2 separate regions of the Homo sapiens genome follow, and region 2 is linked to region 1. A link is an interaction called in ENCODE POLR2A ChIA-PET data of the cell type or tissue named here. Cell type or tissue: PC-3. All regions are shown on one strand. Each heading gives the region's core, and the rest is flanking DNA. Links, peaks and the distances in the headings are about the cores only.

Region 1 (3,061 bases), core at 253-2,752:
TTTTCACTGAGTTGGGCTTTTCTTTGCTTAGGAACCTGAGGTGTTGGAGCTCTCTCAGCCTAATAGCCTCCCCACTAATTCTAATAAAAAGAGGACAAGCAGCTGCAGCCAGTACAGCAGCCTGCACCAGGATCTGGCTTCCTGTAGTTTCCTCCGAGTGGTTTCTGTTCTGCCTTCTGCAGGGGGTACCTTAGGTGGACACTGTGATGTGTCACCCAGACGCCCCTTCGCCAAAAAACTTGCTTCCCTGGCTCGTGGGAATGCTGTCTACAGACAAAGCTGTCAGCCCCTTCAGGATTTGCCTCAGCTGCAGAGAGCTGGTTGGCCCAAGGTCATGCCCTTTTGGGGTGGCCCACATCCAATGGGGAAGGTATAAGGGCTTGGTCAGCTGGGCTCACCAGCTGTGAGGGCCATTCTAGCTTCTGGGCTTTCTGTGGTCAGCGAGTCTGTCATTGGGCCTCACCTTCTCCTTTTGCCCAATCCTGCTTCCTTCCTCCCTCTTTTCCAGGGCAGGTGCAGATGGCACTCCTTAACAAACATCCTGCCTATAAACGACCTGTACCAGCTCCTCCCTCCCACTCCTTCCTCGAGACAGTCCTTCAGAGGCAGGAAAGGTGGCCCTGCACCCCTGAGCCTCCTCCCTCTGAGCCCCATGACCTTTGGCCTGGTGCTGACTTCTTGATGGGCCGTCATCTTGGGCACTTTCCTGAGTGCTTCTGAATCCCCATCCTGGAGGGTGGTGGGGATGGATGGCTGGTTTTCTGGGGCAATCCCCAAACCCTGGGCTTTTCTCATTGATTATGGTGACTATCACAGACAGCTTCCAGCATAGAGGGAAGCATTGCTTGCTGCTTCCACAGGAACTAATTTAGTCAGAAACCCTAACCGCGGCAGGCAGTACATGGGTGCATTTCATATTTTGCTTTCCAGATCTTTCCTGCACCCGGAGGGCATTGAGCTTATCAGGCAACAGTGAAAACCAGTAACTGCTTAAATGCGGTTGCTGAGGCTTCGAAAAGTGGTGTCAGTCTGCCTTTGCAGAGGTCCCTCTGCTGAGGAGGATCTGCTATGAGAAAAGGTCATGATAATCCCTTTGCTCAGCATGTGAGAGTTTCTTTATTATTATTTAAACGAAAGCCTGAGGAGTAGAACCTTGGTTAATCAAATTCTTTCAACGTATCGCAGCACAGCCCTGCCCTTCATAGGCCATCTCCCTTCTCTTGGTGGCAAATAGTAGAAATAAACTTGACCTAGTTTAACGACAATAACAAAATCCAGAAGGAAGAATGTATTTTAAGGTATTTCACCAAACCCAAGGTCAGAAATGCTCCCAGGACCCAGAAAGGATCAGACACATGATCTGGGATATCTGTCCCTGAATTCTGCATCTGTGTATTCGTGCGTGCGTGTGTGTGCACTTGTGTGAATGTATGTGCGCATGCGTGTGTGTCTTTCCCTGGATCAAGTGCCTGGATCAAGTGGCCAATGGCCAATTCTGCATTCCAAGCTTTATATATAAACATTTTAACCACATCAAGATACTAACTAAACTCTCTCTTGGACTCAATCCCAAATTCCTAGGAGATACAAGTTCATTGGCGGGTTTTGGTCACATATTAACTTTCCATGCTGTTAGGCAGGGGCACCAGGGAGGACCATGCAATCCAAACCTGCAGCCAGGGACCCACCCCTGTGGCTGTGACCAATGGCCCCAAGATGGGCACTCCCAGACAGCCCTGCAGATTTGAGCCAGGCAGCTTGCTTTGCTGTCTGGCCTAGAGAGTGATGATTCAGCTGAAGACTAAAATAATTACCTGCGTGTGAGGCAAGCAAGAGCCTGCACTGACGTCAGCAACACATTCCTGAGCTCACCTTGTCACAGAACCCTGTGCAGCCCGATTCCGCCACGGGGCATCCACCCCAATGGGGGACTAACGAGAACGGTGATGAGCTCGTCTGTGTTTAATAAGAAAGGCTACCACGTGTTGAATGACTTCTAACGTACCAGGTGTTATACATACAGCACCTCTCAGCTTCGCAAGGAATCTGTCAAGAGATAGCATTACGTGCCCCTCTTACAGATCAGGAAAACTGATGCTCAAAGAGGTTAATGAAGTCATCCAAACTCACATTTTAGAATGAAGTGGGTGGAATTTAGAATTTGATTATAAATCAGGTTAGTTCTAAAGCTGGTAAGTCTTCCGAGAATGATGATGTGTCACCTTCTAAATAACGACTAGATCACACAAGTGAAACTTTAATAATGTGTAAATTGTATGATTGAGGAATGCTGGGAGAGGTTACATGATGCAAAAACCACTCACTGAAACGTGAAGCCCTCTGTCAGTCACCGGCAGCCCAGCCTTCAGTGGAGACTAATTCCCAGTAATCACGGAATGGGGAGACTTCACTGAATTTGCTCAGTCTTCCCTTTTTGTGCTTCTTAATTGCTTTGAGAATCATCTAGATGCTTGTGTGGCCTTGGTCCAGGCCTATGGTGCAAACCAAGTGACATGGGGCAGGAGTAGGGGCTGATACTCTGCTTTCAGGGTCTCTGATCGAGGTGAGGAAAGCAGGCCCAGCTGGTGGCCAAGTGTATACCATTCGAGGGGGGGGTGTAGGTGTGTGGTGAAAAGAGCACTGAACTCTGGGTCCACATGCCTGACTTCTCACTCCAGCACCAGCTCTTGACGATGGTGGGACTCAGGCTGACCCACTTACCAACCCTGACCTCCAGCTTCCTCATCTCCAAGATGGCCTTATTTTTATTTATTTATTTTTTTTGAGACGGAGTTTCGCTCTTGTTGCCCAGGCTAGAGTGCAATAGTGCCATCTCGGCTCACTGCAACCTCCGCCTCCGGGGTTCAAGTGATTCTCCTGCCTCAGCCTCCCGAGTAGCTGGCATAATAGGCGCCTGCCACTACGCCCGCCTAATTTTTGTATTTTTAGTAGAGACAGGGTTTTGCCATGTTGGCCAGGCTGGTCTCGAACTCCCGACCTCAGGCGATCCATCCGCCTCGGCCTCCCAAAGTGCTGGGATTACAGGTGTGAGCCACCACGC
Region 2 (3,061 bases), core at 282-2,781, 170 kb before region 1:
GTCTTTAATTTTGTTTGCACCAGACTCACTAAATGAAACTATACTTCCCACCTCTTCATCTTATTATCTCATTTTTCTTTCTTTTTTTAATCTGTCACCCAGGCTGGAGTATAGCGGTACAATCATAGCTCCCTGCAGCCTCGAACTCCTGGGCTTCTCAAATATCTTTAATGCCTCATTCAACTATTGAACAGCTTTCAGTGGCTTCCCAATGCCAGGCGGTCAAAAGCCCCTTAGCAGAGCACACAACAATCATCTGTTGATTATTCTTCCCCAAAACTCACTTTTTTTTTTTTTTTTTTTAAGACATGGTCTCATTCTGTCGCCCAGGCTGGAACAGCTCATTCCAACCTTGAACTCCTGGCCTCAAGTGATCCTTTCATCTCAGCCTCTGAGTACCTGGGATTACAGGCGCAAACCACCACATCTGGCTTTTTTGTTGTTGTTGTTGTTGTTGAGATGGAGTTTCGCTCTTGTTGCCCAGGCTGGCGTGCAATGGCACGATCTCGTTTCAACCACAATCTCCACCTCCTGGGTTCAAGCGATTCTCCTGCCTCAACCTCCAGAGTAGCTGGGATTACAGGCATGTGCCACCATGCCCAGCTAATTTTGTATTTTTTAGTAGAGACGGGGTTTCTCTATGTCGGTCAGGCTGGTCTTGAACTCCCGACCTCAGGTGATCTGCCCACCTCAGCCTCCAAAGTGCTGGGATTACAGGCATGAGCCACCGTACCCGGCTTTTTTTTTCTTTTGTAAAGACAGGGTTCCACTTTGTTGCCTAGGCTGGTCTAGAACTCCTGGGCTCAAGCTATCCTCCCATCTCAGCCTCCCAAAGTGCTAGGATTACATGTGTGAATCACCACACCTGGCCTCAACATATTTTCTAATCTTACATCCAATACTCACTTCAGTTAACCAATATTTATTGAATGATCTTGTGTCAGACTTTCTGCTAGATGCAGAGACTACAGGCAAGAAAACCACATAGTCTCATCGAGTCCTCCAAACTGTAATGACATAGTAGCACCTGCTCTATGTTTGAGTGCTACTGGACTCAATGCGAGTGCTCTGCTCCCAATGTATGCTCACATTCCAAACATTTGCTTCCACTATTCAACACCTCACAACTGTCCCCTAACCTCCCCACATTTCAGCCACTCAAAACCTTTTCTTGTTAGACTTGGCTAAAATGCCACCTCTTCCCAGAGGTCTGACCTATTTCTCCCTACTCCCACCCCAAAGAGATGACTTCTATTTTTCTTCTGAACCATCCCAGATTCTCTCAGCATCTTTCTTAAGGCAACTGTCACATTTTACCCTTCTTTATGACTATATAATTCTCTTATATCCTTCACGAGATGACAAGCTTCTTCAAAAATAGGTATTTGTTTTTACTGTATATCCCCAAAAGAATGTAGAATGGTGTCTTGCAATAACTTATAAATGAATAACATATAACATTCAGAAATAATAAAATAAAATTAAGAATTCTTCTGATGATAGTCCTTTTGGAAAAAACAAATTAATACTTTATCTCCTATAATTGAGTCTCAAAATAACACATCATCTTATAGCTAGATTCTAAAAACAGTAAAATTTAACAAATAATAAACCACATACAAATTTTCTCTATAGTAGGTAAATCCGATGAAAGGCAGCTGATTTCCAACAAAAGCTTTAGGAATTGGGAAGGTTTCTACATCTCCTTTGTCATCTTCAATGTCATCGAAATTGCTGCTGTCTATGTCACTGCTGAGTTCAGGTACTACAGGAGCTGCCGCTATTAAAAGAAAAGAAATAAATTATTTCATTCACAACCAAAATATATAAACCATCCTATTTTATTATGATGTATTATTTATTATTTAATAACACTATATAAATTTGTAGCAGCGCATTTGCCATTTTATCGATTCACAGAATTAAAATTTTGTAATTTATTGCTATATTAGATCACTTTTAAATATAGATTAAACAAGGAAAGCAACATATTATTCTAGTTGTTAAAAATTACAAGCAGCAATAATTTGCACAGAATTTAGAGACCTCCATTTTCTACAATCTCGAAACAGAAATATTTCTTACCCTTAAAATGAATCAATGTCATATATACATAGTAAAAATAAGTTACTATGCTTACAGCAATATTTAGCAGAGTATGGTCTCCATAAATAATTGTTGATTTATCAAGTCAAACGCATTTAAATTAAAGGATTGCATTCCCTTGATTCTGAAAATTATTGAGATCTACAAAGCTTAACTTGGCAAATTAAGAAATGTGTAATGTTTATTGTAAAAGTGTTGAGAAATATTGCTAATAGTTTGCAAAGATATTGAGGAATATTGTTATAAATATTGCCACAGAACAAATTTGAAATGAAATTTCTCAATTTAAAAATGAGTTAGCATTAAGTGTTATCAAATATGCTTGTTATTTCAAAAAAGGAATCAACTTATGAGTTTCAGAATGTGATGGAATGAAAATATTTAGGTTTATTGACTTACTTTCTCTTATGTTATCCCAATGCCACTGATCATTCTTAAAGAAAGGATGCTGTCTGATTTCTTCCACCCCATTTCTCCCAAGTCGTACCTCCCTAAACAATGCAGTTAAAGATTGTATTATTTAAAAATTATAAAATAAAAAGATTAACTCTATGTCAACAGTTTAACCAAAATAAAGATCTCAAGTAAATTTGAGATATTTGTATTAAAAGCTTCAGCTTAAATGTTTCTCAAAAATAAGCAATCCCAAGTTACAGTATGTGATCTCTTTAGACAGATTTAAAAAACTGTAATGCACAATAAATGTCATGAAAAGTAAAATGTTTCTGTCTATAGTTTGCATCAAATGAAAGTACGTTAAGACTATCAAGTAAAAAAATTCACCTGCATGTGCCACGACTGAATGACAATAACTTCAGGATATAAACAGACATAGGTCTAACTTTCGGCAGAGAAGAGTTATTCAAAACTTCCCTAATAGAAATATTATTTTAAAAATCTCTCCCTTTCCTAAAAAGAATGCATATATTATGTTTGAAGCTATCCATATTTATTC

What was found. Peaks named below come from ENCODE experiments on the same cell type or tissue, not always from the same donor. Only the 100,000 strongest peaks of a DNase experiment are listed, where the experiment ranks them.
Region 2: POLR2A ChIA-PET joins it to region 1 with 6 read pairs; 2 of 35 experiments call an interaction of 5 or more read pairs at or near these places.

What each region holds. Positions count from the first base shown.
Region 1 is chr2:11,388,252-11,391,312 of GRCh38, forward strand. No RefSeq gene overlaps it. Among named protein-coding and RNA genes, the nearest start is that of LINC00570, 4.2 kb to the right of the region's middle. RefSeq lists an enhancer at 1,105-2,304. In PC-3, for the core only: no CTCF peak of the experiment used is centred there; a DNase peak (open chromatin) is centred at 1,680; H3K27ac peaks cover 2,392 bases.
Region 2 is chr2:11,219,578-11,222,638 of GRCh38, forward strand. ROCK2 (Rho associated coiled-coil containing protein kinase 2) reads right to left here. Exons shown (of 33, transcript NM_004850.5): 8 at 2,506-2,597; 9 at 1,621-1,780. Among named protein-coding and RNA genes, the nearest start is that of SLC66A3, 66 kb to the left of the region's middle. In PC-3, for the core only: no CTCF peak of the experiment used is centred there; no DNase peak of the experiment used is centred there.